2 separate regions of the Homo sapiens genome follow, and region 1 is linked to region 2. A link is an interaction called in ENCODE POLR2A ChIA-PET data of the cell type or tissue named here. Cell type or tissue: MCF 10A. All regions are shown on one strand. Each heading gives the region's core, and the rest is flanking DNA. Links, peaks and the distances in the headings are about the cores only.

Region 1 (16,579 bases), core at 6,732-9,231, 700 kb after region 2:
AGATGAATTAAGGATTGGAAATTGGGACCTATTAGAAAAGGTCAAAGGCACAAGGATTATTTAGTTTGAGGAAGAACAGGCGATCTAGTGGCACAGAGATGGCTTTTAATAATGGAAGCCTTATTCTGTAGAGAATATTCTCAGATTCTCATTTGCACTGAAGACCAAAAGAAAGGAAGATGCATAATTGGAAGCTGGAGGAACATAAGATTAGATGTGAAGATAACATTTATCTTCATGATTAAATTCTGGATTTTGAGTCTCCTTTACAGTATTTCTTATTTTAAAGTAAAATCCCTGTTTGGTCGATCAGAAGTGTGGACAAGTCAGCCCATCATGTTTGATTCTCTGGCCCTGGTTGGGAGGTCAGCCAGCCAGCCCAGCCAACATGGCCTCCTGGGGATCTGGCTTGATGGGAGAAAACATTCATTTCACCTGGACCTGTGGCTCCAGGATGCCAAAGATGAGTACAAAAAACTCTAGCCAACAGAGTGCCAGGCTCGTGCCAGAAAAGTATGCCTAATTGGGTTGTCCAAACAAGGAGGGCCTAAGGCAGATTTTGAGAGCCAACATATGGAGCCAAGGAATCACGGTGCCAAAGAAGATGTAGCAAAGAAGAGTGGGTGAAAGTGAGCTGCTGGGAAGAAGGGCTGGATAGAGGAGTGCCACTCATGGCTGGGCTTTTGGGTGTTCCTGGAAGCCCACTGTGAGAATGGATCAAAATCAATGGGAAGGTGCTGCCAAGGTGTCCTAAGCTTCTAGGATAATATTTATTCTCTCAGGGTTTTGGAACTGCTGCCCAAAGTCATAGTTCTCAGTCCTGGGTGTGAGTCAGAATCACCTGTGGAGCCTGGCAAACCTTACAGACACCCTGGCTCCAGCCCTGGAGATTTTGATTTAATGGAAATATCACTTAGAATTCTATTGTAAGCAATAAAAGTCTATTCTCACTAAACTAAGCAAAAAAAAAAAAAAAAAAAAAAAAAAAGCAGGGCCTAGGAGGGCGGACCAATTGTGGTTAGAAGGATATGAGGAAATTCCCTGGATGGAAAGAAAAGCTGGTCAGAGGGCTTGAGAAAGGATTTGAAGCAAGACTGACAGACCTTGGGCAATAAGAGGTGATGGTTAGCGTCAGAGTTCCAGGGTAGTCCAACCTGCCCTTTGCACCTTGCTTCTCTGTGCCTCAGTTAGTCCTCTGGAAATGGATATAACTGATCTTACCTCTTGGGTAATCATGAGGATCGACAGGGTTGATATATGTAAAGAAAGTGCTTAGAACAATGCCTGGTACATAAGTTCTCAATAACTATTAATGATTATTGTTGTTATTAGGCTCTGCCATGCATGTGAATCAACTCTTAACAGTTTCATTTAATGGTTTCTACTCAAGTCTCAAATTCCAGGGGCAGAGCATCTGGGTGGCTTATGTTGGTTCACATGTTCACCCTCTAAAGAATGTGAGGGACTTCGATTAGCAGAATCACTGGCTCGAAGTCACAGTTGTTGCCTGTGGTCTTCAGTCTTCACTCTGGAGATTCAGAAAGCAGACAGGGGAACAAGTTTTGTCCCGTAGCTTGGAAGCATAAAGCATCAAGGTGTGAGCTACCACCAATGCCAGTCTTTCCATGGATACCCCTTTTGAAATTTCAGTGAGCCCCAGAAAGGGATCTGGGAGCATAAGCAAACCTGCCTTTCACTTATTGTGTTATGCCATGAGGCTGAGCTCTGTGAACACCGTGAGCAATATGCTGGGACAGCAGAGGTGAAGAAACAGGAGCCCTTCCCTCAAGGAGCTCACATTGAGAGCTCATAAAAGCCAACAATCCCAATCCCAGTAAGATCGCCACGGCCCTAACTCAGGCCTTTTATAAAGTTCAGAGGCAGGAGACTTCCCCAGGATGGCAGCATTTCAGCTCTTACTTTTAAATTAAATCAGTGAGATTTTGCCAGGCTAAGGCATAGAGAGACTGAAGAACAAATATTAGAATTCCAGGCAGAGGACATAACCCCACCAAATAATATCCTAGAAGTATGAGCAGCCGAGGGTGTGCTTCAGAAACTACAGAAGCTATGTATGAGGAACATGAAGAACTGAGGGGTGAGGATGTCGTGGGGCAAGAGCATGTGTGTCAGTAAGAACATATTCTGGACACACAAGCAAGGACCATCCAGGGAAGATCCTAGATGCTATTCATGTGTTCATCCAGTAAATACGTATTGAGCCCTTGGGAAGGGCCAGGACTGTTTTAGACTCTAGAGATATAGCAGTAAGCAAAGCACAGTAATCTTTGCCCTTATATAGTTTCCATTTGAATGGAAGATATTGGCAAAAAAATGTATTCATCAGAGTTCTTCAGAGAAATAGAACCAATTGTATGTGTGTGTATGTGTGTGTGTGCGTATGTGTGTGTTGCAGGTGGTGTAGTTGGAAGGCCTGAGAGCTCTCGAGCTGATGGTGTTGATTCCAGTCTGGGTCTGAAGGTCTAAGAACCAAGAATACCAAGGGCAGGAGAAGATCGGTGTTCCTGCTCTAGCAGTCAGGAAGAGGGAGCATGAATACAACCTTCCTCTGCCTCTTTGTTTTATTCAGGCCCTCAATGGACAGGATAGTACTGACACACACTGGGGAGGGCCATCTTCTTTACTCAGTCATTGAGTCAAAGGCTAATCTCTTGGAGAAACACCGTCCCAGACACAACCAGAAATAATGTTTGTCAGATATCTGGGAATCCCGTGGCCCCCACAAGTTGACACATAAAATTGATCATCATAACACATAAGTAAAATATATAGTATATCAGATGATGATAAATGTCATGGGGAAAAAATATTCCAGAAAAGAAGGATGGAGTATGCCAAGGAGGGGAGTTACCACTTTTAAGGAGGGTGGTCTGGGAAGGTCCGACTGAGTTGTGTATGTTTGACCATGCAGCAGTGGGGAAACAGTGAAGAATTCTAAGCTGAGAGCAATGTGACAAGACTTGCATTTTCTGACTTAAGTGTGAATGACAGATTGGAAGGTGATAAAAGGATATAGGGAGACCAGTAAAGAGACTACTTTCGTAGTCTAGATGAGTAGATAGCCCAGTGGACTTGGAGAGAAAGGGACCGTTTTAAGAGCAATTAAGGAATTGCATACAATGAAGAAGACTTCGTGGCAGATTGCAAGTGGGGTTGGGAAGAGGGAGGAGTCAGAGATTATGATTTCTAGCTTGGGCATTGAGTGGGTGATACGCTGGATGGTAGCATTCACAGGGGTGAAGAGCAAAGGAGGCTGAGCCATTAGGTGTGATGAGTGTGATGAGTACTAATCAGTCTACCCAGGTCTCCAGAATGGCCATGTTTTAGGGTTTTAACAATTTTCATATCAACCCATCTGTAACAGCAGAGTCAGTGTTCTCTATAAGTACATTATATCTGTTATCCTTGAGCAATTTCCCTTCCTTTTGGTGTAGGAAAAGATTATGGGCTTTGGAGTCAATTAGACCTTGGTTTGGATCTCATCTCCCTGCCTCTGCATGATCTTCAAGTAATGTTAACCATACAGGCCTTCTTTTTCCCGACTGCAAAATGGGAATGACAGTCTCCATGTGACTTGCTTGTTGGGAGACCTGAAATACCCACACTGAAGGCACTTGTTAAATGTTGGCTCCTCCTCTGCTCCTCCTGGCCCTCCCCTTAGTGGAGTTCTGGGTCAAGGTCAATAGGACTGAACTGGGTGAAGATCAGAACCAGTAGCAAAAGGGCTCAATGCACGAGTCATGGGTATTTGTATGAGTGTGTCTGGGTGTAGTTGCCCTTGCATTACTTTTAAAATATAAATATAAATAATTTTGTCAATTTGCCTTCCTCTGTTATGATATTAATACTTATTGTGTGTAGTGCTTATGTAATGAACCCTGAGAAAACATGACTTCTCTGAGCCCCGTACTGGACAGCCATTAGACAGTGCTTTAGCCACTCCTTCCTGAGAAATCTTCTGTGACCTGGGAAAGCTGTGAGTGGTGGAAGTTTTGTTTCCAACCCAGCAATCAGGGCAAAATTTCAAAGCTACATGCTGTGAGGTGTGGAGTCCCATAGCAGTAAGGAATTCAAACATTAATTCACATGTATGCATAGCATGGCTGATCACTCCCAAGAAATAAATTTCTTCTTTAGTGTTTTTTGTAGTTTAACCTCGTTTAAAATTTTTCCAGGGAGGGAGGAGGTTCCCTTATTAATCTTACTGACATTTTAGTCTGTTCCATTTTGTATTCATCTGATATATTTCCTTAAGTAGTTGGAGGTCTCTCACCAGTACTGTTTTTTCTTAAAAGCTACCTTTATAAATTATCAGCATTATCAAAAGCAAATATTTCCTTCTGCCTTCCTTTTACTCCATTTTACTTAATGTATTTAAAGTTTTTGTTGCTTATTTGCATTTTTGGTTAAAAAAAATGTTTCTAATATTCTTCCTTGGGAATACTTAACAATTCAAAGTTCTTCCAGTCTAAAGCAGGGTTTATTGACCTTGGCACTATTGACCTTTTAGGGGGATAATTGTTTGTTGTAGGGGGTTGTCACATGTACTGTGTGATGTTTATTAACATCCTGGATTCTACCCACTAGAGGCCAGGAATACCCTCCCCCGAGTCCTGACAGTCAAAACTGTCATGAGGCAAAAAATAAGCCAAAGAAGAGGGACCTGGTATGCTAAGGACAGGAGGTCCCACTTTTAAGTAGGGGGATCTGGGAAGGTCCCGCTGAGTTGTGTAGGTTTGACCACGTGGCACTGGGGAACCAGTGGGGAATTTTGAGCAGAGAACAATGTGACGAGATTTCCTCAGACTTTGACAAATGTCCCTTGAGGAGCAGAATCACCTCCCCTCCCAGTTGAGAACCACTGGCCTAAAGAAAATATTTTATGTTTGTTTGCTCTAATATTATCACTGATAATCATAATTTCTGGAAAATTTTGGGGGCAGAAGTGAAGCCAGAAAATAAACCAAATGATTGGGAACTGCTTTTGTCTCGAGCACCCCTAAGCTGATCTACTTGTTTGCATCTGTAAGTTCACAGAATGTTTTGATCAGGTTGCTAAAGTATCCAACTTGTGTGTATGTACAGAACTTAGCAAAGCAATTGGTCACCTTTTAAGGAGATTTATTACAGAAAGACTGACCAGTGGACATTTATAGTACATTCTAATCAATACAGGAAGGAATTCACCTCATCAGTGCCCTATTCGATTTCCAGAAGTGTTAAAGAAATGCCATGAGGAAAAAATTAGGCCTTAGATTCTAAATGGAAAGAAATGGGAGATTTTAGAGTCTGCTCAATTTTCATTCTATGCTCTGCACTTTGACTACAAGAGTGTAAATTTCAGTACTTGCATTTTCTTTCTCTCCTTTTCAGTGGGGGAATCTTTGATTTCTAATTAAAAAGGAATTATCTGTATTTATTTTTTGTGGATGAAATTGCCCCAGTATCACCAGCACAAATCCCCCCATCAAAAGCCTTTTCTCCCCTACTTGATCCATCTCTCAGAAAATCCGGCAATCTAGCTGCCCTGTGTAGGAGGCTGCTAAGTCGGGTTTTTAAATTATTTCTATTAAGTAAAAACTTAACATATACCAGCTGCGGAGGGATTACAAAAGCTTTGTTCTTTCAATAATTGGAAACCTTGTTTACAGAGGACTCACAATATTCTGTAAATGTCTTTGTGTTGAACATAAAGGAACTTGTGTTTATCTAGGCAATGATAATCTGACTATAAAGCAAACTCATTTAAGGATTATGCTTTCTGTCTCTCACTGTGCAGCTGTCACCCTACTGTTCTTTGGAGCTTGGCAAAATACTGAGAAGTCTTCCTTAAAATTGAAAAATACATTGGGAAATAAACCAGGTAGTTTGGGAATACACGTGAATCCAAATCACAGGGAAATATTTGAGAGACCCCAAATGTCACTCCATCCTAGGCAAATTTTTCCGAAGTTCACATTTGCCAATTCATTGATGGAATTCAGTTCATTCAAGAGAGATTTTAAGGTCTCGAGTCCTAGCAAAGAAAACTGAAGACCATTCAGATAATCTAATGTATTTAGTCAAACTGTAAATTTTGAGAGCCAACAAAGGCATTAGCGCTGATTAGTATCTACTGGAGAAGGAGTGAAGCACAGTACTTAGGGGTGGTCCCCATCTAGGCTCAGCCACTTAACTAGCTCTGTGACCTCATGCTATTTAGTGGTTCTCTTTAAAATAACAGCACTCACTTACCTTGGAGCATTGTTTAGAGACTTAAATGAGACAAAAGGAGAGAAACCCTCAGGACTCTGCCTGGCACAGAGTAGCCACTCAATAAATGAGAACCTATTGCCACGATGGTCCAAGTCTCACATGTGGGTATCTCATCTAATCTGTGAAACAGCCTTATTAAAATAGCTCATTTTTATAACCCCAGTTTTACTGAAAATTGAGAAAAATGAGATGCAAAGGAGTGTAATAATCTACTCAGAGTCCCACAGTAACTGGATTGATGAGCAAGGGTCCACATGCATATTCTGTGTCTCATTCTGCAAACATGCAATGAGGACAGGCACTCTTGTTTTCCGAATACTCACTATTTGAATATTTGCTATTGGGACTTGCTAAAAGCCATTCCCAATTAGAAACCAGCTATGACACGTTCTCTCATGTGTGGCAGCTTCTCAAACTTTAATGTATCTATGAATCCCCTTAGAATTGCAGATCCCACATTTCTAGCAAATTCCAAGATGATGCCAATACTGCTGGCCCCGTGATCACACTCTGAGTAGCAGGGTGCTGAAAGACAAAGGGTGGGCTTCTCTCATATCTGTGTTCTCCTGATCCTGTTTAAACATATAGCACATTATATCTGTAATTTCCCTACCTTTTCCCTGAGGGTTTAGCCCTTCAGTATTTGTTTAGGCCAGGACCCTAGGAGCACTACCAACTCAGGTCCAATTAGATAGTAACTTTCGAATCTTTGGTAATATCACTGCATTATTTATTTTTATTATAATACATGCTCAGTGTAGAAGGCTAATGAAATTCCTATTTATTCAGCTGTAGACTGCACACAAATATACCTACTCATTACTGCATTAAGTGTTAAACAATTAGGTAATTGTTTTTTAAGTGTTTTATATTGTGAAAAGATTGCTATTAGATTGTCAGGTAATTATTTAGGAGCATTTTAGTAATATTTGGAAAATGGATATTTTTGCATTCTCTAAAAATGAATTTTGTTTTCTGTGTAAAGTAATGGAATATAGACTCTTGCTGTTTGAAGCTTTGCTGCGCTATACATTTTTTAGGAATGGGTGAGACTCAGATAACAAGGGGTAGCTGCATTTACTCTGTGACAGATATTGGCAGAAATCCTGGAAATAGGTGAATGATGAAGACAAAATTGCTGCTCCACAGAACAGTTAGGAAAAAAATGGCAAATAAATATTTAAAATATGGTGAGATAAGTTTTCTAATGGAGACATGTAAAAGGAGCTCTAAGAACACAGCAAGGGATGGGCCTAACCCTTCCTTCTATACAGAGGAGACCTTCTCAGGATCCCGGTGATAGCTCATAGCAACTGACTGGCTGTCTGCGCCAGGCACTGTTGCAAGCATATTACACATATTTATTCATTTACTCTTACAACAACCCCATGAGACAGGTACTTTTATTATCATTCTCATTTTAAAGATAAGAAAACTGAGGAGTATAGAAATAGGTAACTTGCTTAAATTCCCACAGATCTGGCCTCAAACCTAGGCAGTTTGAGTCCAGAGCCTGCCGTCTTAACCCACATGTGATCTGGCTCATTTGAAAGATAATTCAGGATCTTAAAATAAGACCACGTAAAAATGATAGACATATTAGAGGGCACACACTTATGGCCTCATCTGGTTTGATGAGTGCAGAGGATGAACATAGGATGATGAGACCATTGGGCTGAAAACATAACATTCGCATGGCCTCATATATATAGGAGCACGGTGTGTGGACTGTGGATAGTAGGGACAGGACTGAGCCCATCTCCAGTAGTCACAGTGCTAACAATTTAATTATACTTGAGATGTAACTATAAAGTCATAACATGGATGTTATTTTAACACATCTGTTACATGGGCCTGGTCCCTTCCCTTCAGTCACCTTGGGAAGCTCTGCTTTCATTTCTGCCAAGTTCCCATTGCTCAGAGCGTGTTGGGAACGTCTCTTCTAAAATTCCCATTGCTCAGAGCATGTTGGGAACGTCTCTTCTAAAATTCCCATAGCTCAGAGAGTGTTGGGAATGTCTCTTCTAATATTCCCGTTGCTCAGAGCGTGCTGGGAACGTCTCTTCTAAAATTCCTTCAGAGCAAGTCACAATGAAAATCTTATTCTCTTATGATCATGCCTCGTTTTTGTCTCGAATGTTTTTCCTAGTTTGGTCACTCACCCCGTTTACTTACTGGTCTTGGCTCCAAATAACTTATGCCGGTTTGCTGAAATAACATGCACTCTCAAATCCATTCTCAAAAAAGTAAATGTATGTATATTTCTACATACAGTGATTCTGACTTTAGTATATGCTTTAAAATCATCTAGGGGGCTTGATTAAATTACACGTCATACCTCTACCCTCAGTAATTTTGGTTCAGCTGGTTCGAGATGGGGATGCTGTCTGCAGTCTTCAACAAGCATCTTGAAGTTTCTGTTTTGAATGACCAGTCCACACTGGTCATTTTGAGAAGTGTACCTTTAAGGATATTCACAAGAAAGGGTGGTATATATTAAGGTAGTTCCAAAACAGAAATTCCAAAAATGTTCTGGTCAACAGGGATATAAGTGGCATGTATTGTGCCTCCTTGGGGTGACTATTCTCTTGTAGATGATGCTTATTTAGAATAAAATGTTCAGTTTTATTTTTAAAAAGAATCAGCCGGCCAGGCACGGTGGCTCATGCCTGTAATCCTAGCACTTTGGGAGGCTGAGTTGGGCAGATTGCCTGAGCTCAGGAGTTCGAGACCAGCCTGGGCAACATGGTGAAACCCCCGTCTCTACTAAAATACAAAAATTAGCCAGGCACGGTGGTATGCGCCTGTAATCCCAGCTACTCAGGAGGCTGAGACAGGAGAATCATTTGAATCCGGGAGGTGGAGGTTGTAGTGAGCTGAGATTGCCCCACTGCACTCCAGCCTGGGCAACAGAGCGAGACACTGTCTCAAAAAAAAAAAAAAAAAGAATCAGCCACCATTCTGCATGGTCACACCATATACAGTGAAACCCTCTGTGCCTTGGGAAGGACCCATTTCATGTGTTTTCTCACTCAATGACCTCCTACTTGGTGCTCTCCCTCTGTAAAGAGAGGTGTTCCTTTTTGAGCCAGCTGGATCATCTAAGGACCCAGTATTAGAAGAACTAGTAATCCGTGTAACACGACTACATATTTTCTTTCTCTTAAAAAGAATGAGCTGCTTTCACTTCTTGGAGTCAGAGCACTAAATCCCAAGAGCAGACATGGCCGATCCGACAGCCGTCAGTCCTACTCACAAAGGCCAGGTTCACCAGGTGATGGATTGACCAGCTGCAGCTGCTGTCCTAGGATAGTCACAGTGGCAGGGAAGCTCCAGAACCAGTCTTCATTCTTGTCATGATATATTGCATTTTCCATTCCTTTCTGAATCCATGTGACTGCCTAAATTTTTTTATTAAGTTGCCTGATTTTAACAAACATAGTTTTCAATGAGAATGCAAGAAGAATTTCTGAGTTGCCTTACTTTTTATTTATCAACTATCCTGTCGCCTTCACACCTACTGAAGAGAATCTCATACAATTGGAAACAGAAATTGAGTTACAGTTTCTTTAATTAAATTCAGTTTCACAGGTGGGTCCTGGTTTCCACTGATGGCCAACACGGAGCCTTGCCCAGGGAGTGAGTCAGGCTTCTCTAAGGCACTGCTGGGGGCACAGCACGGAGGTTCTTAGTCTCTTGGCAGACCTTTGTCCCTGGGAGCCCTAGCCCCCAGCCACCTATTCTTTCTGGATCTGAGGATCCAGTATTATCCACCTTGAAGAAATGTAGACGTTGTATGATTTGTATAGCACCATTTAACTTAAACATTAAGCTCTTTACTGGTTTAAAGCTTAGTGAAGTATAGAAATAGAGACTGTGTTTAGACTCCTGTGAGTAAAAAGTTTACAAAAAGAAGAGGATTTTGTTTTTTTGATCCCAGCCTCTCTCTCTCTCTTTGACATTAACAAGGACACATATATTTTCTTTACGAGCTTCAGAGACAAAAAAGGAAGGAGAGATTGGATTGCTATCAAAATGGCCCTCAACCAGTAGAAGCAGTTATCAGATGGCCAACCACATCCTCTATCTTTACTCTCTCTTACTTCTGTCTTTCCTATCCCCTACATAGGGTTGCCAGATTTAGGAAAGAAAGAGAGAGTGGGGAAGAGAGGGAGAAAAGGAGAGAGGGAGGGAGGTAGGAAGGGAAGGGAAGAGGAAGGGAGGGGAGGGGAGGGGAGGGGAAGGGAGGGTAGAAGGGAGGAAGGGAGGGGAGAAGAGAGGAAGGGAGAGAGGGAAGGAGGGACCAGGATGCCTAGTTAAATTTAAATTTCAGATATACAAGGAATCATGTATTAGTATATATCTCATGCAATATTTGGGACGTATTCCATGGCCCTCTTCCATGCCTGTCCCACACAATTCAGGGCTCTTCTTTTATTTTCTAGTGGTTTTCATTTTCAGAAGATTTGTCCCTCAATTGGATCAAACTCTCTTCTGGGCAGAATCTTATCTGGCATCTTTCAAGGCACCCTAAATATCAGCTTCCCTCTTTGGGGGTCTATGTTAGATTTCTCCTTAAGCGTTTCCCTCTGCTGCAAGTGCAGAACACCCCTGAGCGCCTCATACCTTTCCTCTCTGCACCTGCAAGGTCATTACTTCATGCACATGGCTGGCCTGAGCCTAGAGCCCAGAACATAAGGGTGCTGTGTATTTTTATCATTGGTTGATGAACTGAAAGCAATTTGTTGTCTTGTTAAGAATCAATTAAATTCAGCATCTATTAACTGTTTACCTGCATGCCAAGAGTTAGTAGTATTACCATGTGGCTCATCTGGGAAGTTAGATTAGTAACTCTTTCTCTTTTAGGGAAATAAGAAGATACAGGAAGGGAATAGGGTTGAGAGCTACACCCAGATTTTGCAAACTTGTGCTACGGTTCAGCCAAAAAGATGGAAATTTAAAAATCGTCCTCATATGTAGAGAATCACTTCAAATTTTGGAATATCGCCTCTCAAAGAATGGAGATTTTGCCATTATATATCCTCAACTTTCATTGGCTTTTCTAGTTCTAAATTTCTTCTCTGGCATGTTGGTTTTACAGTCACATGTCTATAATATTATAAAACTAAAAAAGAACTTTGAAAGCCGAAAGACTGATATAAATGACAACATATTCAATTCTCATTAAAAAGCTTACCAGCCTGTAGAATAATGGCACACATCATTTATAGAAAGGATATCAGATAACCAGGTGCCTTTTTACACACTTTCTGCTTCTATTAATGATATTATTTAAATCTTCCTTCACAAATGACACCGAGCAGGCTTTGAACCTTGAAGATTAAGTTATGGATGTCCTGCTTGGTTGAGTAATTCTCAGGTGTAAAATGCACAGGAGAGTGAACACATATTTAGAAGTGTCTAGATGATAAGTTTTGTACCAGCGAGGCTTGTCCTAGGCAGCATTGTGAGTGTGGTCCCCAAAGCCCCAGCTCCGCCTTTCTGAGCCTCTTCCCCTAGCTCCTAGTGTCCTGTTACCTATTCAGATCTGCATCCCTTGGAGGATGGAGCTAGGCCAGGAAACTGCCCCATATCATGAAATCCTGCTACTGTGCCTGTCTCTGAGCCCTGCTGTGAAAACTGTCCATTTGACTCTAGGAAGAAATGACTGTGAATAAAACAGCTGCCAAGCTCGTATCCTACAACAGTGAATAAACATAAACTTGCTGTCATACATAGAACCATTCATAAAAACCCATAACTTAATGTGGCTCTACAATGTTTTGAGTGTCCCTGGAGTTAGGAGAGAAGAACAAAGGCCGAGCATGAGAAATCATGTCACTTTCTCACCAACTCCAACATCATAAACATGTGAAAACAAAGCTCTTATGAAAGCAGATGATCATGTATGTGAGAAAAATCAGATGTGATAACCTCAAGGCTAAAGCTGTGATTGAAAGATCCTTTCTGGAATGTTTGTGTTTTAGTCAAGTCATAAATCTTGTCCCCTGTAGCCTGCACCTCTGGTGTCAAATGAATTTCAGCCCATTAGCCACATGTTGAAAAAATAAGAATGTTAAAATATTGATTTTATTTAGAACATGATCAAGTTAAGTCTGCTTTATTTTTTAATCCAGGTAGACTTCTTGTTTTAATTATAAATACATAATAAAAACAATTAGGCACAGAGTAAAATAAATGCTTATGTTTTATTCATGACAGAGTAGTTGTTTTATCCTTCAGGATGAAGCCTTATAATATCCTTACAAATTCCTTAATATTAAAATAAGCATCGCTTTGTTTTTGTTGAAAATTCTCTTATTGGATGATTGGGTTTGGGTGGGAAATGAGCCTAATGATTGATTCTAGGTCATTCCTACCTGATACTGGAATGTGCTGATTATAACTCCATAGCTTCATGGATCTCTGATTTGGAGGATACAATCTGTAATAAAATTACTACCAGGACCCTAGTTCTGTTTATTTGAATAGCATTTTTATCTAGCTGATTTGAATTCAAATGCATTATTAATTTTTTTTTCTTTTTAATATAGGTGGAAAACAGACCAAAATATTATGGAAGAGAGTATGTATTATACTATTCTTTGTTTTAATAATTTAATAAGTAGTCATTTCATGTGTCATTTAAATATTACAAATTTTCTAATATATGGTCATCATCATATGTCTATTGTGCAAGAGTTTAATGATAATAAATGCAATCAGACTCCTTTGAATTAATATTTTTTATAGTAGTCAAGTGCTTGGTTTCCATTAATGTGGGAGGTAGAGCATTTTGCGCTACTTTTCCCTCCACAAAAGAGCTACTGAGTGCCTGGCAAGTACTTGAAACGGAAGGCAGCATTTTTCATAATGGAGGCTCTCTGTTAGTGTTTCATTTCACTTTCTACCTCAACACAATAGAAACGTTTGGTGTGTCCAAGATGGTACACTGTATGTGAGTTCCTGACTTTCGTGTACCTCGGTGCGGTGGTCAGGATAGGCATCCCACTTCTCTGCAGTCTCATAAAACCCAAATGATGATATCTCTTGGCTCGGGTGTAGTAGCCAAATTGCCTTAATACTCCCCTTTCCATTTTTCTCTTAATTTCAACTCTTGTTTTGTTTCACTTTTTCCAAAACCTACTGCCCAGCAAATACGCATGACCATAAAAATAATTCGCAGTCTAAGCCTATGGTGTGTACAGCACAACACAGAGGGCAGGCAGAACGGGCCAGGGGAGAGGAGATGCATCAATCACTTTTCTTCCCAAGTCCAACCTGGAGGCGTTGTGAGGCAACGTCTCTTTTGAGTCTACCTTCCAAGCTCTCACAGCCAATCTCAAACCTTCCTCTTATTCCCTTACCCGTCAGAGCCTCATCTTCATGATTAATGACCCTCTTAGGGGTCCCAGCCCCGTGCACCTTCCTAATTGCCACAGCTGCATTTCAGAACCTTCCTCGCAGCACCCTGGGAATTTGACCAGCACCTCTGGAATGCCTGCCTGGGGGCACTGGCCTCCGCTCCTCTCTACCCCATGCCCCTACTGTCTAATCTATGTTGTAGTATGGCTTTTTTTCCTCAGTATGCTTATTTGTTTTTTCCTTGAAGATAGCACAATTAATTTAAAAAAATAGAAGAAAATGAAAACCTACCATATACACTTTTGCATGTGAATTCTAAAAGGAGCTGTTTATTATGCATTTTCTTTTTGCAGAAAAGTTTTGTCAAATAACTTTTTAATTCTCATCTTCTTACCCCCAATTCATGTAAAACATATGAGAGTCTTGAGACTAAAGAAGTGTTTTCTTAACTACCAAAAGGAACATCTTTTATTAGATGGTAATTAGCCTAAAACCTTCAGATTCTGTGTTTCCCTTTATTTTTTTAAAAAATGAAGGGTGTTTTTTTCTTCCACTTAAAAAGTAATACATGCTTCATTCAGGAAACGCACATACACATTTATTCCTAGAAGGAATCACAAGAAACTATTGACAATGGATACCTTTAGGGAGAGAGGAATTTTGCATTTTTAGTTCTTTTATACCTTCAACTTTTGAAATTGGAATTTTCTGCTGTGCACAGGTATTACTTCTGTTTCTAAAAATAAATTATGGCTGGGCACAGTGGCTCACGCCTGTAGTCCCAGCACTTTGGGAGGCCAGGGAAGGCAGATCACTTGTGCTCAGGAGATTAAGACCAGCCTGAGCAACATGGGAAGACCTCATCTCTACAAGAAATACAAATATTACCTAGGCATGGTGGCACATGCCTATGGTCCCAGCTACTCAGGACCACAGGTGGGAGGTGGGAGGATCACTTGAGCCCAGAAGGTCAACTGAACCATTGCACTCCAGCCTGGGCAACAGAGTGAGACCTTGTACAAAAAAAAATTAATAAATTAATACCAATTAACTTGGAAAATTAGAAAATAAAGGAAAATAGAAGAGGGAAAATACCCATAGTTCTACCATGAAAGAGAATCATTGCTAACCTTTTCTCTTCATCTCTTTCTGGTCTTTGTGCATGCTTGCTTTTTTCTTACCAAGTTGCAGTCATACAAATATATTAGATATTATAGGTTGGAGATATTTGGACTTTTAAAAATGATGCATAAAGGGGATGACAAGCCACAGACTGGTCTTCAGGTGCACAAAATTGTCATTTTCTTCTTTTGAATGATTGAATTTAATTTAGTTATTGACACTGTTTGACGCTGTCAATCACTTAAACTTGCCAATTCAAGTGAATTAAAACTTAAGTTCTAGGTGACTATAGTTAAAACAATTTATTATATATTCCAAAATAGCTAAGAGAGGCTTTCGAATGTTCCTAACATAAACAATAAATGCTTGAGGTGACAGGCATCCTGATTACCCTGATTTGATCATTATACATTGTACTTATGTATCAAAATATCACATGTTCTCCATAAATATGTACAATAATTATATATCAATTAAAAATAAAAATAGAAAAAGTATGCATACTCAAAATCAAGAATTAAAAAAGAAACATAAGACTTAGCTGCTTTTGACTGGGCACAGTGGCTCACACCTGTAATCCCAGCACTTTGGGAGACCGAGGCGGGTTGATCGCCTGAGTTCAGGAGTTCGAGACCACTCCGGGCAACATGGTGAGACCCGCCCCCACTCCCCGCATCTCTACTGAAATACAAAAAATTTGCCGGGCATGGTGGGGTGTGCCTGTAGTCCCAGCTACTCGAGAGGCTGAGGCAGGAGCATTGCTTGAGCCTGGGAGGCGGAGGTTGCAGTGAGCGAGCTGAGATCGCGCCATTGCACTCCAGCTTAGGCTACAGAGTGAGACTCTCTCCAAAAAAAAAAAAAAAAAAAAAAAAAATCTAGCTGCTTTTGGGTTAACTGCCTTGTTTAGAGACTACCCCTTTTCCTGTCCCTTCTCCTGGAGTGACCTGGGGCAGGTCCCTCTGCGTGCCCTGTCCTGCTATTGTTACTCTGGCCCACGGGCTGTGTCTTCGACATCCCAGCTTTTGTCTTTTCTACTTATGTGTTGGAATATTGGCAATGCTGTCTGCCCCTCCCACTCTCCTGCTGCATGTCCCTCCCCCCACACCCACCCCCACACTCACTGCCAACCCACCCGCCAACCCATCCGCAAGGCTGCCCCCAGGGCTCTTTGCCCAGGCCATCTGTCCCATCCTCTCCAACCTGGCTCAGGCTGCACAGGAGGCTCCTCCGCAAAGTTCCTAGGTCCAGTGACCTCACTATCAAAGCTCCAACACCTCTGCTCCAGGCCCCAATAAACTGGCCTCCCGGTTCCAATCCACACCTGCTATGCAGGGCCAGTTAGACCCCCTGAGACTGGGCTCTGCCTCAGTCCCTCCCACCAGAACCGGGGATTCACAGAACATTCATCCTCACTCAGAAGAGCATTGCTCCAAGACCTCCAGACATCAGCTGTTGAGATTTAAAATCAAAATTTGGGAAGCCAGAAAGCCTTTTTCTTCCAGGCCATCACTGCCGTACACCTTTAAGAAGCGATTTTGAAACACAAAGCCACAGGCTGCTTCTGACCTCACTTTCCTTGGACAGAAGCTTCAGCTTGGAAGGTCTACTTTTTAAGGATAGAGGGAATTAGGAAATAAATATTGTGATAGGCACTTTTAAAAATGTTATCCTTCTGCATTTGTACTCTAACTTAATCTTTGCATTCCTGAGGAAAATACAAAACAAAAGAAAATTTGTCTAGCTTACTTCCCTTTCCTCCTCTTCAAGAAAGTAAAGGTGTTTTTCTCTGTCCAGAAAATTTATTCTCTGATTTATT
Region 2 (16,579 bases), core at 8,270-10,769:
TACGTAAGTAATCCTTTTCTGAGGGCCTTTATGTGGAATTGCAAAGTGCTGAGGGGAGACAGAGGGAGAATATTCAGAAAGCAGATACTGCAGTGTTTTGAACTTATCATGTGCAAAGGGACAACATTTTTCCACTGATTATGAAAGTCCCCATGAACTGCTTTTCCAGATAAAAATTCTCAGCAAATGATGGTCAGCTTCTGGCAGCCCCAAGTTTTCCTCTCTGTGAAATGGGGAGACCCACCAGGGCAGCCTTGGAAACCAGTGGCTTAGGGGTTCCAGGAAAGAGGCAGGCATTTACTTTGCAAGTTTGGCTCAGAGTGTGGGCCCTGATGAGATTTCAGGGTGTAAAAGGGAGGGGACGAAGACCAGGTGAGCAGTGTAAGGCCTTCTTAGGACCCGAGGGAAGTGGCCTTCTACATTTCTTACTTTTTGATGTTATGCCACAAAAATGCTCTGTTCTTCTCTGCCTCTACTCCAACCCTCATCCCTTGGAAAATCTTCCTGGTCAGAATCATGATGTTCCTAAGATGGTTGTCTTCCCACATTGCCTCTCCTGATTCCAGGGCCGGTAACAGTGCTTGCTTCTGGACACATGGATTAACCCAGGTCATGAGGAACACCTGGATTATAAAAGGTGTTAGTGTATCAGTACAAAACAGCGAATGGTCGCATTCCCAACTTTGGTATCAGACAACTTTTAGTTCAGCTCTCAGCTCACAGTGGCTAATTGAGAAGAAGGAAAGGCTGATGAAAGCTGACACTAAGGAAGAGTCTAGTCTGTTGCAGGCATCATTCTCCATCTCCCCAAAGAGCCAGGCAGGCCCAGAGCTTCACCTGATATTTTTCTACTAACCCTACCCATGCTCATGAGTACACAGAGTAGAAAATTATCTCCAAACGAGGCTGGGACTAAGGGGCACAAATGAGCCCCCTATGGCTCAACATTTAAGGGGGCAATTATTCTCAGGGTTGGACAATTGCAGACCTGCACCTGAGAGTGAGTACCTCCTTAAATTTTGCACCCTAGGCACCTCACTTGCTTCAACCTGGACTGGTCCAGTCACCACCCTTGGTCAAAGGGGAAAGTAGGAATTTGGTTGATAATCTCCTTTAACCAAGGTTCCCCACAGAGCCTCCAGGAAAGGCCTCTTTCTTGGACATCATCAGTTGGGTTGTCCACCTCTCCCAAGCATAACTGCTCTGAGCCAGTCTTGATCAGCTACTATGCCTTGTCTTGGCTCCACTCAACACCAGAACATGAATCAGTGTAGTTAGTCTGACAACATCATTAGGCTCCAATCCCGTATAAACTTTTACCCACAAAAGTTTGGACCTCCTTGGCCGAGCACTATGGCTCACACCTGTAATCCCAGCACTTTGGAAGGCCAAGCTGGGAAGATCACTTGGGTCCAAGAGTTCAAGACCAGCCCAGGCAACATAGGGAGACTTTGTCTCTACAAAATGTAAACAAAATTAGCCAAGCATGGTGGTGCACACCTGTAGTTCCAGCTACTCAGAAGGCCGAGGTGGGGGAATCATTTGAGCCCAGGAGGTCAAGGCTACAGTGAACTGAAATCATGCCACTGCACTCCAGCCTAGGCAACAGAACAAGACACTGTATCAACCTATCTCAAAAAAAAAAAAAAAAAATTGGACCTCCTGTTCCCCCACCATTATTTGAGTTCTTCCTGTAGTGCCCACTCTAGTCATAGAGATTGGTTAGAACTGACATCACCTTTCTTTGGACATGATAAAGTCCTGGTGGCAGTGTCTCCTTTTTTAGGGCACCTCAACAACTGTGCAAGAAGTCCCAACAGGAGAATATTTAGCTGCTCTCACCTCAAGTTCCAATTTCCCTGGGTGCCTCATGTAGGAAGCTGGTGACAATAGTCTAGGATCAGCTGCTCTGACATCCACCACAGAGTGCTCATTCTGCCATCCCTGCTGTGGGGGTCCAAAAAAAGGGAGCAAGAGGAATCTGAGGCCCTCCAGGGAGAAAAGGTATAGTGTAGGGATGGAGAAGGCTGACTAGTAGATTTCCTAGGATTTTCTTATTATAGGTTTTCTAGATGCTTCAGATCTTTAGGAAGCTGCATAAAAAGTGTGAGCAATAATACAAACAGGAAAAAGAACTTTCAGGAGGCAACATATTCAGGGAAGACCGAGCAGCCTGTGTTGCCGCTAGTTCAGGCTCAGTTACATTTCTTTTTCTTTAATTAATTTATTACTATTATTATCATTATCATTATTAGAGACAGAATCTTGCTCTGTCTCCCAGCCTGGAGTGCAGTGGTGCGATCATGCCTCACTGTAGTCTTGAACTCCTGGGCTCAAGTGATCCTCCACCTCAGCCCCAGTAGCAGGACTATAGATGTATGCCACCACGCCCAGTCCCAGTCACATTTCTTAGGGACCTACTATGTATGGGCCAGGTGCTAGGTGCTAGGGAAATGAAGATGTATAGCACAGTCTCTGCCCTGGAGAAGCAAATGGCTGCTGAAGAAGACAAGCATGAAGAGATCCTCTCCATAGCTGGCTTATTGCTGGGATACAATCTGCTTCAGGACGCCAAAGGAGCACAGAGTAATGGCCACCCTTATCCCAGTCTGGTAGCCCAGCAAGGAGACCATGGAAAAGATAATGCCTGAGCTGAGGATTGTATTCATTCATTCACTCATTCATTTATTCAACAAATATTCCAGGAGTGTCAACGGTCTTTCAGACATTGGTTTAGGTTTAAGTGGTACAATGACTTGCACATTTTAAGAAGTTAGAGAAAAAACACTATAGGAAGCAGAATTGATGACAATATTTTAGGGCTAATCAAATGGCTCTTGTGACCTCTTAATATCCACCCCCAAAGGTTTCCTGATGCCTCCACCATTATAAATTCATTCCTTTGTTTGAGACACATTCAGCATTGCCACATCCGTGAATTACAAATAGGTTTTGACACAGGAAAGGCCAGTGAATTGCCTAAGGGTACTTAGTGCCAGGGTTGGGGTATAGGAGGTGCAGTAGTTACACGACAGGAGTCACCAAGGGCAGATCACTCCCTTGTCTTCTCTCTGGGAGCACCTGGAGCTGACTTCAGCAGGGCTGACAATTTAAGCCAGTGAATCCTGCCTGCACATGGTTCAGGATGCATGCTGCACCAGGTCACCTAGGCGGCCCCTCATCCTCTGTCCACTGTGAAAACACGGGACACCCAGGTCGAAGGGAATGCTGAATGACACCATGTGGGTGTGCAGTGGTCTGTGACCAGAGGGTTCACTGGAAGCAATTTGCAAAGGAGGACTTAGAAAACCACCTGGATGGTTATTGTAAATTAAAAAAGGAAGAGATGCCACTTTTTTCTGAATAATTTTTAATACTAGGTTTATGGCTGGGTACATGTGATAGTCATTACAGCTTATTTAACTCTGAAATTATCTGGCCCCTCAAACTCCACCGGGACTGTAGAAATCTTGGGTTAAATTTTAAAAACAACATTTGAAAGAAGATGATATACTTTTCCTTGAGGAGAATAAATTCAAACCTAAAAGTGGGGGGGGGGGGAAACCCCAGCTCTCTCTAGGAAGGATCTCCATTGTTTCTCATATTTGCTATGTTTCTCATAACGTGTTTGAGCTCAGAAATTCACCCAGGCACACAAAAGGTCTACTCTAGTTGGCTGTTGAGCCCCTCCATCCCTGCAATCCAAGTTGTGCCTTTTCTATTGGGTTATTTGGAAAGAGTCCAAAAGCATTCTGAACTCTGAGCTCAAATCTCAAAGGTTTCCACTTCTTCGGAGCCGAACATTTCATCAGGGGCTGGGAGTGTGTGAGTGAGTTACACCGAACAGCTGCGCGGTACCCACCACCCTCTCCCCAAGGATGACACGCTCTGCAAAGGAGGGTGTTGTAAGCATTCCTGAGCAAGCCAGCTAATCTGGAGACCTAGCCTGTTGGCCGGGGGCTACTTCTAAGAAGCCTCCCTCTGGAATTACAGCATCTTATGACTTCTATCTACGAAGCCCCCCTTCTTCAGAGGAGCAGCTAGGACATGGGGTAGGGGAGAAGGCCAAATGGGTGAAAAAGGAATCTCTTGAGTCAGAGGGGCATTTCTTTTTGGGAACAGGATCTTGTCTCTCTTTAGCTGCTCACAGGAAGGAAAATGGGAAAGTAGGGCTTCTTTTCAAGTGGGGAGGCACCCAGCAGCCAGTGGAATGCCTGATTTGGAAGGGGCAGGAGGGAATAGTTATGTCCCGAACAACAAGTGCAAATGTAAATATGCAGACCTTTGAACTCTGAAATTGATTTCAATTCAGGCCAGCACTCCAAAGTTGTTTTATTGGGATGTCGAAGTGTTCTGGCACGTTGGTGGCTTAACGGCGTCATCATCAGACCCAGACATTTCTGGGTCCTTGGCATTTGTCTGGGTTTTAGAAACACTGTACCCATTGGCGATGTCACTCCCTGATCAGAGGCACACTGGCCACCTTCAAACCTCTTGTTCTCTTACTCCTCCTGGCAGAAGCAATGATGCTGGCGGGTCTCATCTGAGATCCGTGCCCGGCATTGGCTGAAGCTATCATCTCCTTTGTTACTTCCCAAGCAAGGCACAGGAAAGCCATCTTTACATCACCTCTATTTAAAGCACAGGGTCCCTTTTGCCTATGTCACTGAAAAACAGCAGAAGCCTGGTATCTAGTGGATTCACCCCGGCCCTCTAATGTGGTATAAGGAAAATCCTACAGAGAACATTTTCCCATTGAGCTTACAAAAAGATGTAAATTTGGAAAACTCTACCACATATCCATTTTGCACCAAAAATAGTAACATAAATAAAACATTTAAATAAGAAAACTAAAGTGGGGAGGGGAGATTTGGGGGGTAGGGAAGGGAAAGTGAAAGTCCATAGCTTGATATTAACCAAGATGGTCAATGGCTCATTTAAAAAGGAAAAAGTAGCTTATGCAAAATCTTGCCAACCTGCCTTGAAGTGTAAAGGCTTGTAGAAGTTATTGAAAATTTTGTTTTATTTATTCCCCTTAGCAGAAGAAAAATCAATGTCTGCTTGGCAAGTCAGACGTAAATGAGTTATACAGGCCACTGACATGGTGGACCAAACTTTATAACAACCACATTTGCCGCTGTCAGGCCACAGGCTTCAGTGGCGCCAGCTGTAATTATGGCTGATCACCTCTAATTCAGAGCTGCCTGCCTTGATAAAGGTGTCACTCGGAGCTACTGTGGCATCAGCATCAATTGAGGATGTCAAGCCAAAGGGCAGCTTGCTGGAGAAAGCACTTCCCCACCCCAACCCCCAGGGTCCTGGAGACCCTTGGGCAAATATTGCTTTTTAACTCTTCACCCTGAGTACGGCAACACTCCCTGAAGCTGTGATTTAAATTCCAGGGGATTCAGATGAATATCCCTGACCTCCATCAGTGGACGTCTTTAATAAGCTGAGAGATTTCTCCAAAAACACAGTTTAGAAGTCAAGATCCTCTGTGCTTTGCAACGTGCAGAGACAATGTTTGTCTTATCTACCTGATTCATTGGCCACAAAAGGCATTAGGGGCAATAGACTGTAGCACAAGCCATGGTCATTTTTGGAAAAGGAAAAAAAAATTGCAGCTTCATGCCTTTCTTCTGCTTTTGTGGTATTTAAAAAAAATTCTAGCGAACTTCCCATTTTCATGTTACTTTTTTCTTTTTGAAGGAAACATGAAGTGTGGGGAGAAATAGCAAAACGGAGAGATGATGGGGTTAAAAAGCCCTGCTAATAGAGTAGTGTCTGGACTGTTGTCATTGTCGTGGTGGAGCCCTGAGTGGGGAGGTGTGAAGTGAGGGGTAGAATTCAGCCATTAAAAAGGCTTCACTGTCATTTGTGAAGGATCATGCTTGACTGCCCCCACCTCCCCAGGCTGTTTTTCCTCACTCTGTAATTAAAAAAGAGACACACATACTGTCTGTTCTCCTCTTTAAAGTCACAGACGGCCCCACCCACACCAGCACCCCCTCCAGCGAGTTGAGTTGTGGGGGCACAGCCTGTCTTTCATTTTAAGGGAGAACTTGTCTTCCTTCCCTCTCCTTTGGAAGGTTCACCTGAGGGTGGAGTGCTAATCTCAGAAAGGCAAGTTTTGTGTTTTGTGGCTGGGGTCTTTTTCCTTTAGCACCTGACAGGGTGACCCATAGGGGCCAAGGGAGAAGTGACTGTGATTTCACAGCCCTTGGTGGCTCCAGACACGGGCACGTGTTTGGACCAGAAGTGGTTTTGCCCTCGCTGACAGGGAGGTCAGATGCGAGAAGTCTCCGGAGGGCTGGTGGTTGGCATTCAGCAACAGAAAATCCCATCCAGCTCCAGGAAAAAAGGGCCCTGGGCGATGGAAACCCTGTCACCTGGTTCTGAACCAAAGCCCAAGCTGCTAACTGAGGTTAGTTTTTCACACTCAGACCTTCCAACCTGCCATCTTTCACTCCCTGCTTCCCCATCTCTACACGTGTCTTGATGTTATTTCCCTTTCTCCAAACACAGGGCACTCTTTTTTTTTTTTTTTTTTAACCAGTATTTTTTTTTTGTTTCCAGCAGAACCAGCTGACCCCTGCCTGCAGAACTCCGGGTCCCTCTTGGAGCTCTCTGATGGCAGCTGTAGGGCCATCCCCAGCGGCACTGTTTCCCCCTTTGTTTACCCGTTTCTAAGGGCAAGTGCACCACGAAGGCTCTCCGAGCCTGGAACTCAGCCTGGGGCTGTTTTGGTTACATTGAAGTTTTTGCTTCAGTTCTGCCAGATTTAAGTGGTGACTTCACTAGCACTGAGCTAAAAAGGAGAAGGGGGAGGAGGGCGAGACCAGGAGAAAGAGAGCAAGTGAGCGAGAGCCCAGCCGGAGGGAGAGCCAGAGCTAGGCGCAAAAGAAGGGCCAGCACATTACATCATCGCTTGGCCTGGAATCAAATGGGAAGGATATGACTCACTCAAGCTAGTTAAGCTTTGGCTCAAATTCTACACACACTCATTCCAGAGCTCTCATGTTCTGCACCTCAGGAGGGAATTCAGCCTCAGTGATGTCCATGAGGTTTGTTTTTAATTTTATTTTCTTTTCTCCTGATTTTATAGATTTTTTTTGCCCCTACTGCCTTCTGTTTTTGAGCCTTCGTCCTCCTCCTCCTCCTCTTCATTTTCTCCCCCTTCTCCCTTTCTGCCCGTCTTTGTTTCTCCTCTTCTTCCTTCTCCTCTTTCCCCAGCCCCTCCGCTCCTCTTCTTGCCCGAAGAGGCATTTCTTTTCACTTCGATCAGAGTTTTTGTTCTAGCACAGAGACCTGAATGAGTTGAACAGAGGCCGGGTTGGAGGAAAAAAGAAAAAAAAAAAAAAGCAGAGCAAACCAAAGCAACCAGAGCAAAAGGGCCACAAATAAAGAGCGAAGCGAGAAAGAGCAAACTCGGGCGAAGTTTCTTTGCTGCGGTGTCGCTCCTAATCGGAGGAGACAGGGAGAGAGTTAAAATGCAGGAACCAATCGCTTGAATGGTGATGTAATGCAAGAACCGAAGGGTAGTTAAGTAATGTGAGAGCGAGGGGGTCAGGGTTGCAAAGCATTTACCTGCTCTCAAGGGGTTTTCAGTTTATTATCAATTGCAGTGACTGTAACCGGCTTCAGACTGCAATCTCTAATTATTCACAGACGCTCCTTTTTTATCTTTTATTATTAAAAGTAAAACTATATTATGGTATTTTAAAATAACACGATATTATCACAGCTGTGTATTATTTTCTGCCAGGATTCTCTCTCTCTGTTTTTTAAATGGCTTAAAACTGTTGTCTTTTCATAAAAGGTGGAAGTGATGGTGTGGTGGTTGGTTGGGGGGTTGGGGGGGCGATTTTTGAGTGTAACTGGTGAATTGTAAATGACTGGAAAACTGTGTGTTGTATGAAAAGTGAATGATTGTGCTGTTCCATTTATTATTAAGAATATACTGCAGCTTTTAAAAGTAATAGATGATGATCCTCAAAAGTAGTTATAGCCTTTCCCCTATTATTTCAGTGAAGGTTAACAGCAATTGTGCATTTGCTTGAGCATGTTGACATTCTGTTGTTCCACGTGCTAATTAATCCGGTGCTATCTTTAAGACTTTTATGTTCTTGAATTAATTTTTTAGATGATATGCTTCAGTAGTGAGGGGGCGATGATGAAGACTTCTTGATTGAGTTGTCTTAGAAACAGTTAATATTTCAGAGTAAGAAATTAACAGGAAATACAGGGAGAGGGGGCAAAGGATTGTGTTCTTAATGTTTTAAGGATCTCGTGTACTCAGAGAGAGAGACTTTGATGTTTTGAAAATTATTACCACATTTCTGTTTCATAGAATAGATTTCGTATTGTGATATGCTGCCTGAGTTGGGTGCTTTCTGACACCATCCGGCATTACTAGATAGTAATAAACTGAAACCCACTAAAACAAGAGGGCAAACACTTTCTCATTCTGGGAACTTCAAAACTTCTCTTGGGCTTATTTAGACGTGATCATCCTACAGCTGGATGCATATTGAGGCATGCGGCACATACCAGAAAGGTGTCTATTTATTTAACGCATGTTTTGGATATCATTCATTATGACTTTATGGATCTTCTCTCTTTCCTCCTTTTTTGGGCAGAGGTGGAAGTGGGGAGCAGAGGGGAGAAGTAATTTTTGGAGGAAGTAGCATGATGTGTGAGGAGGCCTGAGTGTTGATTCTGATGCTTGACCTTGAGCAAATCACTTAAACCATCTGGGCACTACTCTAAAGAGCAGGAAAGGGCAAGGTGGGCTAGAAGCTCCTCCCCGCATGGGGAACCAATCTTAGATGATCTCTGGAGTCTCTTTCCACTCGAAAGTTCTATGTTTATATCCATGTTCTATACAAAAGTTTGCTACAGAGTATTTAGCATAGCTTTTCAGAGAAAAGTACATTTGAAATTCAGGATGAATTAGTACTTGAAATGAATGGGGGAGGATGGACAGGAGTATATCTTTCCCCACTTTGAAGTTTGATCTTTATTTGTTTACTTCTTGCTTTTTGGCAAAAAAACAAACATGGTAAACTTTTTAGTTTTCAAATGCTACCTTTGAGGAGACCTCAATGAGATAAATTACCTAGGTGAGACTGCCAAAAAGAGTGGCAGAGTAGACAAGGGGGAGAATTCACCTGCCCAGAAACTTTTCTAAAAGATCCCGCACATCCTTCAGATTCATGAAATGGTGCCAAAAATGCAGCAGACACAGACCCTTGTGCTTCAGTTGCTCACATGGAGCAGAACAGTATTTTCAATGAATTTATTCCCCCAAAGATTGCATGACTACTTGATAAGTTTCTGTATTTTTAACATAAACTCAAGTTTTTAAAGGAGATTTAAGGCTACATTTGAAAACCTTCAAAGATCATGAAAAGCAAAACCGTATGTGCTTGTTAGATAATTTTCCAGACAATACTCCTATTCTTCAGGCAAATTCCAGGGTAGTAGCCTTATTATAAAGTATATATTTATGTATCCGGGGTAGTAGCCTTATTGTAAAGTATGTAGTTATGTACTTATGGCCCAGCTCAATTGCGCACAGGGAAGGACCTTAACTATGCCTATCTGTGGGAAGAAATTACCCAGAGCTAAAATGAAACCAGTGGTGAAGATTATTAGTCATTGTGCATAGTTTGATGAGTGCCAAGTGTATGCTTGGGACTCTTCAGGAATAAAGAGGGCATGATTTCTTTTTTTAGAGCATTACAATTTATGTCGACTTGGCTCCGAATTGTTCACTCATATTCAGTAATGCTCTGCTTGTGACTGACAGAGACAAGGCCAGGAGCACTAGCCTGGCTGTGGCCTCTCCATGCCGGCTGTGATACCAGGTTGCACTTACATGATCTCAGCTCATTACACTTACCCACGGTAACCCAGAGGGCTAAAAATTATTAATTCCACTGTTTGACGACTATTTTGTTCTGTTTCATGGTTTTTGTTTTGATTTTTGGTTTTTAATTAAAAATTTTTATTCAGATAAGTATACATTTACATGCATTCATAAGAAATAATATGGAGAGGGCCGAGCGCAGTGGCTCACGCCTGTAATCCCAGCACTTTGGGAGGCCGAGGTGGGTGGGTCAGGAGATCGAGACCATCCTGGCTAAAATGGTGAAACCCCGTCTCTACTAAAAATACAAAAAATTAGCCAGGAGTGATGGCGGACACCTGTAGCCCCAGCTACTCAGGAGGCTGAGGCAGGAGAATGGTGTGAACCTGGGAGGCGGAGCTTGCAGTAAGCCGAGATCGAGCCACTGTACTCCAGCCTGGGCGACAAAGCGAGACTCTGTCTTAATAATAATAATAATAATATGGAGAGATTCCCATGTATTCTTTGCCCAGTTACCCTCAATGGTAACATCTTGCAAAACTGTTGTAGTACATTACTACAATCAAAATATGGACACTGTTACAATCCATTGATCCTGTTCTGCGTTCCTGTATGAACAAGCACATACAGTTTTGCCTTTCATGATTTCTGAAGGTTTTCAAATGCAGCCTTAAATCTCCTTTAAAAACTCAAGTTTATGTTAAAATTATAGAAACTTATCAAGTAGTCATGCAATCTTTGGGGGAATAAATTTATTAAAAATACTGTTCTGCTCCTTGCGAGCAACTGAAGCACAAAAGCCTGTGTCTGCTGCATTTTTGACACCATTTCATGAATCTGAAGGATGTGCAGGATCTCTTAGAAAAGTTTATGGGCTGTGAATTCTCCCATTTTACTTGTATTTGGTGTGTGTGTGTGTGTGTGTGTGTGTGTGTGTGTGTGTTGTTTTTGTCAATGTAAAAACTGAGAGTCAGGCTTACCCAAGTACATATAAGTTCTGGCAATTGGAGTCCAGTTCACTCTAGGTCTAGCTCACCATCACCAACAAACTTTCCATCACCATCCTGACTTGGTAAGGGAAGGGGTCTAATGCCCTTGCCTGTCAGTGGAAGTCATCAAATACCCAGTTGGGGAGTCTTGGTGACAGTGACTGTGTTTTACCTTCCCTTGGACATGGCCTGTCCATGGGCTTTGCCTTCCACAGGGGTCCCTGGGGCTGTGCTCCACAGGTGAGCAGGTGGAGGAGGAGAGATGGCTTTGCTAAGCAACAGAAGAGGCATCAATCTCTTCCCTCTGCCCACCAGACACAGAGCAGAACAGTGCCAGCTGTCCATGCCTAAGCATCACCATAGTCGATGCTGAACTCACATTCTTCCTCCTCGCCCTCACATGTTTCCCTTGGTGAGCCCTTTTACAGCAGGAAGGATGGGGATAATATCAAGCAGGCATTGCCAGTCAGAGAAGCAGGGTGGGGTCTCCTGAAAAGAGCATGGCCTTTGGGGTTATAAAGTCCTGGATTCAATCACTCTTCTACTTACTGGCTGTGTGACTTTGACAAGCCACTTCACCTCACTGTGCCACAGTTCCTACCTTCTCTGTGAATTGTGGATAACCAGACTGACCTCGAGGAGCCATTGCGAGGGGTGGAGATAAGGTTTTAAGGCCCCTGGCACATAGTGGGATGGTGGGGAGGAAATCTTGGTGGTTTCTGTTGTTGAGGATTCTGTTGGATAGGATTCTCCTCGCAGCAGTCCCTGCTGCAGGTACGGCCTCCCTGACTCTAACTGGGCTTCTTGTCCCAGCATCACTTAGCCTTCTTCTTTCTCTAGCCTTTCTTCTGTTATGCCTTTTTTTTAAATTCAGGAAATCAAGCAGGTTTGAGATCACACAAGGTCCTAGAAACAGAGAAGTAAAAAGACCATTCTGACTAAAGTGAGGTGAGGATACTAGCGATTAAAATGCCAAATTTCCCATGATCTGGGTGGAGGGAAGGACACAGGACATCACAGTTTGGAAGAAAGGATGCTTACTGCCCTGTGGCACTGTGAACAAGAAAATAAAGTGAGATGGAGGTGAGTGAATTCAGTTATGAGAACTGAATTCTATTCCTAGCTTGAATAAAAGAAGTTTGTAGGCCAGGCGTGGTGACTTGTGCCTGTAATCCCAGCACTTTGGGAGGCCAAGGCAGATGGATCACCTGAGGTCAGGAGTTCAAGAGCAGCCTGGCCAACATGGTGAAACCCTGTCTCTACTAAAACTACAAAACTTAGCCGGGTGTGGTGGCGGGTGCCTGTAATCTCAGCTACTCGGGAAGCTGAGGCTAGAGAATTGCTTGAACCCAGGAGGCAGAGGTTGCATTGAGTAGAGATTGTGCCATTGCACTCCAGCCTGGGTGACAGAGCAAGACTCTGTCTCCAAAAAAAAAAAAAAAAAAAAAGTTTGTATTTGCAATAGCATATGTGTGTTATTCTTATCTTTAGTTGGGTGAAGTTACCATTTAAACTTGCTGCCTCCCTCTCACATATATTTTCTAGTGGTTAAAAAAGGATGTTTTGTAGACTGGAGAGAAAGGGACTTCCAAGGAGGCAAGTGGAAGGGTTAGGATGGCGGGTAGTGGAATTAGACAACATCTCTGGGGTCCAAGAGGCACCTTGAGAGTTCCATGCTGGGATCCCCGAATCTAAGCTGCAAAAGGGCATATGGTGTCTCAAGCTGCTTGAAAGAAGTATTGTCTCAGATTTTACTTAGTAAGCATTGGTCAGGAAGGCCAGGTCAACATTAAGAAGCAGAAATTAGTGTAGACTGAGAATGAGCCCTGTCATGTGCCTGACAGAAAATAGGCTGGGCCAATCTGGAACTCTACTTAAAAAAGAAGCAGCTGTGGCTGGGCGTGGTGGCTCACACCTGTAATCCCAGCACTTTGGGAGGCCGAGGCGAGTGGATTGCCAGAGCTCAGGAGTTTGAAACTAGCCTAGGCAACACGGTGAAACCCCCTCTCTACTAAAATACAAAAAAAAAAAAAAAACAACAAATTAGCTGGGCGTGGTGGCATGCGCACGTAGTCCCAGCTACTTAGGAGGCTGAGGCAGGAGAATTGCTTGAACCTGGGAGGCAGAGGTTGCAGTGAGCCAAGATCCTGCCACTGCACTCCAGCCTGGATCACAGAGCGAGACTCCGTCTCCAAAAAAAAAAAAGCAGCAGCTGTGGAATAAAGCACTGGCTTCTCCTTTCTGCTCCCTTTTTGTTTGGTTTTTTGGGATTCTGACCTTCAAAGGGGACTCCTTTTACATTGGATTGCAGCTAGAGGTGTGGCCAGAGGTGGTGACGCATGACTGTAATCCCAGCATTTTGGGAGGCCAAGGCAGGCAGATCACTTGAGGTCGGGAGTTCAAGACCAGCCTGGCCAATGTGGTGAAACCCTGTCTCTACTAAAAATACAGGCATCTACTAATCAGAGAAGCAGGGTGGGGTCTCCTGAAAAGAGCATGGCCTTTGGGATTTAAAAGGCCTGGATTCAATCACTCTTCTACTTACTGGTTGTGTGACTTTGACAAACCACTTCACCTCTCTGTGCCACAGTTTCTATCTTCTCTGTAAATTGAGGATAACCAGGCCAACCTCGGGCATGGTGGCACATGCCTGTAATTCCAGCTACTCCAGAAGCTGAGGCATGAGAATCTCTTGAACCTGGGAGGCAGAGGTTGCAGTGAGCCGAGATCGCACCACTGCACAACAGCTTGGGTGAGAGAGCAACTCCATCTCAAAAAAAACAACAAAAAAGACTGGGTGCTTTAAGAGGCATGCATTTCATGAGTTTGGGTTACAACAAGAGTAATTTCTTAAAGACTTACACACCTTTGAAAACTGAAATTGACTTAGCACTCCAAAATCCACTCCATAGTACGCAAACACTTTAACACAAGTCCATACATCTTTCCTTCCTGTACCTGCGCTGGCAAGAGAACTCATTTAATGATTGATGAGGCAATGCTGTACCCAAGAAGAATTAATCAATAGTTTGCAATTATTATGGAGAGTGGGACAGTAGTTAGACAATAGCCAAGACCCATCTAGCTAGCAACAAAGTCTTTCTTTCTCTCTCTTCACATGGTACCAAAAAACTGAATTCTGCTTTATGGTTTTTTTTCTATTTTCCATCTGAATAACTAAAATAGAACTGGATGTGTCCAAAAAGCAAAGCCTAGAAAAAGCAATCATATGGCCCCCAGTGAATGTCAAGGTATCTATTAATGCATAGATTTGATTACTCGTCTTAACGGGAAAATAGGGTCAGGAGACTGCATTGTGTGAACTGGAATGGCTACCATGAATTACTATGTTTTAGGAGTCCATCAACTTTTTATTTTGCAAATCAAAGATCTTGAATTGAAGTCACGTTGGGCTGCACCCATGTGCTGACACGGCAGACAGTCCAGCTGGCCCTCTTGCAGCCTTTTGGGCCTGTCTGCCCACTTGGCTCTGCCCCTCTGCCCTCAATGGGGCTTGTATCACTGCTTAAAAAAAAAAAAAGAAAAAAAATGTCTGCAAAACAAGCTTTTGTGCAGAGAGGGGAAGCCTAATTACTCGTAATCAATATGGCCAGATGAGATTGGGCCCTGTGGATTGTTTTGGAGTCAGACAGACCTGGGGGCAAACTCTGGCTTTGCCATTTGCTAATTATGTGATTTTTGACAATCTATTGAAGCTTTCTGAGCCTCGGTTACTTCATTTATGAAATGGAATTCATAAGAGCATAATACACTTAGCATAGTAAGTGCTCAGCAAATGTTAGTTATTTAATAATGGAGCCAGTTGACTTCTTTGGAAGTCTGGATAATAATATATTTTGGGCATTAATAATGTAGAGAGAAATATTGTCATGTAACAGTTCCTTCCAAGAAAGGTAAACCAAGTCACAGAATGCAGGTGAGGTCATGAGTGGGTGGAGAGGTGAAGAGAGAATCATACTTCTGGCTGTACATGCCATTGGTCAGAAAACGAGGTTTCAGCTCTCACTTTAATGTACTGTAGTTTATTTCAACATCAAAAGAGCAGGGTCTTTTTTCACCGCTTTTTGTTAAGTAGTAGATTTCTTTTTTAGATGGCATAGAGTAACTTCTTTTGCATCTGCCTCTTCTTGACCTTCTTATTTATCTAACACTTCCGTCAGCTCAGCAACACTTTGCAATAAAGGACTGATCCCATTTAATTCCTCTGAAATTAATCATAATAACAGCAATTATAATAAACCCATTTAGTGTAAATGTAGTTGTAAATTGCTCTTGCGTAGCATTTTCGCCTTTAGTTTTGCTCTCACCAGCATCCACCCTAATATGGATCATGCAGTGGCCTCTCTATAGCCAGATTATTTTTCTGAGTTCAGCTCTTGCCCTAGTTCAGTACATGGCTGCTTTTTGCCATTTCCTTCCTCTGAGGGCAAGCAGGAAGCTCCCTGTGACGTGTACAGGTCACAGGGAACGTCATTTGATTTGAATTTGCTCTCACCATCCAGAACTTCCTTAGTAGTAGAATAATCATCTTATAATTCTTTTTTTAAAATTTTTCTTTAGCGACAGGGTCTCGCTTTGTCACCCAGTGACACAATCACAGCTCACTGCAGCCTCGAACTCTTGGGGTCAAATGGTCTTCCTGCCTCAGCCTCCTGAAGTAGCTGGAGCTACAGGTGCACACCACTACACATTGGCTATGTTTTTAATTTTTTTGTGGAGACTGGGTATCCCTATGTAGCCCAGGCTAGTCTCAGATTCCTGGACTCTAGCAATCCTCCCACCTCAGCCTCCTGAGTAGCCAGGGTTATAGGCGTGAGCTACTTAGCCTGACCCAGTCTTATAATTCTAAATGCACTGATGAAGCCAGAACCTAAAGATTGATGTTTCAACCCAACCCGTTCACCTTACAGATTAAGAAATCAAAGGCCAGGCACAATGGCTAACTCTTGTAATCACAGCATGCAATTCGGGAGGCCAAGATGGGAGAATAGCTTGAGCCCGAGAGTTTGAGGCTAGTCTGAGCAATGTAGGGAGACCCCATCTCTACAAAAAAAATTAAAAAATTAGCCGGGCATGGTATCATGCACCTGTGGTCCCAGCCACTTGGGAGACTGAAGCAGGAGGATCACTTGAGCCCGGTAGTTCCAGGCTGCAGTGAGTCATGATGGCACCATTGCACTACAGCCTGGGCCACAGAGCTAGACAGGAGGGAGGGAGGGAAACTGAAGCCATCCAAAAATGTGAAGAGAGTTATTCTATATCATAAAACCATTGGTGTCAGTGCCCAGACCAAGCTCTAAGGCGGTGAGGAGCACATTTCTGCCCTGCCAGGCCAGTGAGCTTCCTGGTGCCAGGAATTCTGTCATATTGCCCAGGCTAATGCTTTGCAGTCCCTTTTTGAATTCTGACTCCTGGGGATGGTGGGGTGGGAGGGAGCAACCAACAGGCAGGCCCTTGAGACTCTGGAAATCATTCAGGCAGCTGTGCAGAGACTCCTCCCTCTGGTCTGGAGAGAGGGGTGCAGAGGCCACAAGATAGCTTGCTTTTTGCCTCCAGCCATCAGCCCCACTGGGGTCTAGTTAGTGGGCCAGAAGTTGTGGGCCCTAATAGCATTGGGGTAAATGTCCTGGAGTCCAGCTCTTTGCTTCCCACCACTCTCTTCTCTCCTCCCTCTCCATGCCTGAGCCCTGGCTACACT

What was found. Peaks named below come from ENCODE experiments on the same cell type or tissue, not always from the same donor. Only the 100,000 strongest peaks of a DNase experiment are listed, where the experiment ranks them.
Region 1: POLR2A ChIA-PET joins it to region 2 with 5 read pairs; 2 of 35 experiments call an interaction of 5 or more read pairs at or near these places.

What each region holds. Positions count from the first base shown.
Region 1 is chr7:29,380,849-29,397,427 of GRCh38, forward strand. CHN2 (chimerin 2) reads left to right here. Exons shown (of 13, transcript NM_004067.4): 4 at 12,831-12,862. Among named protein-coding and RNA genes, the nearest start is that of PRR15-DT, 170 kb to the right of the region's middle. In MCF 10A, for the core only: no CTCF peak of the experiment used is centred there; no DNase peak of the experiment used is centred there.
Region 2 is chr7:28,679,134-28,695,712 of GRCh38, forward strand. The region is part of intron 5 of CREB5 (cAMP responsive element binding protein 5); the gene reads left to right. Among named protein-coding and RNA genes, the nearest start is that of TRIL, 270 kb to the right of the region's middle. RefSeq lists enhancers at 6,020-6,069, 6,286-6,794 and a silencer at 6,178-6,347. In MCF 10A, for the core only: no CTCF peak of the experiment used is centred there; a DNase peak (open chromatin) is centred at 9,658.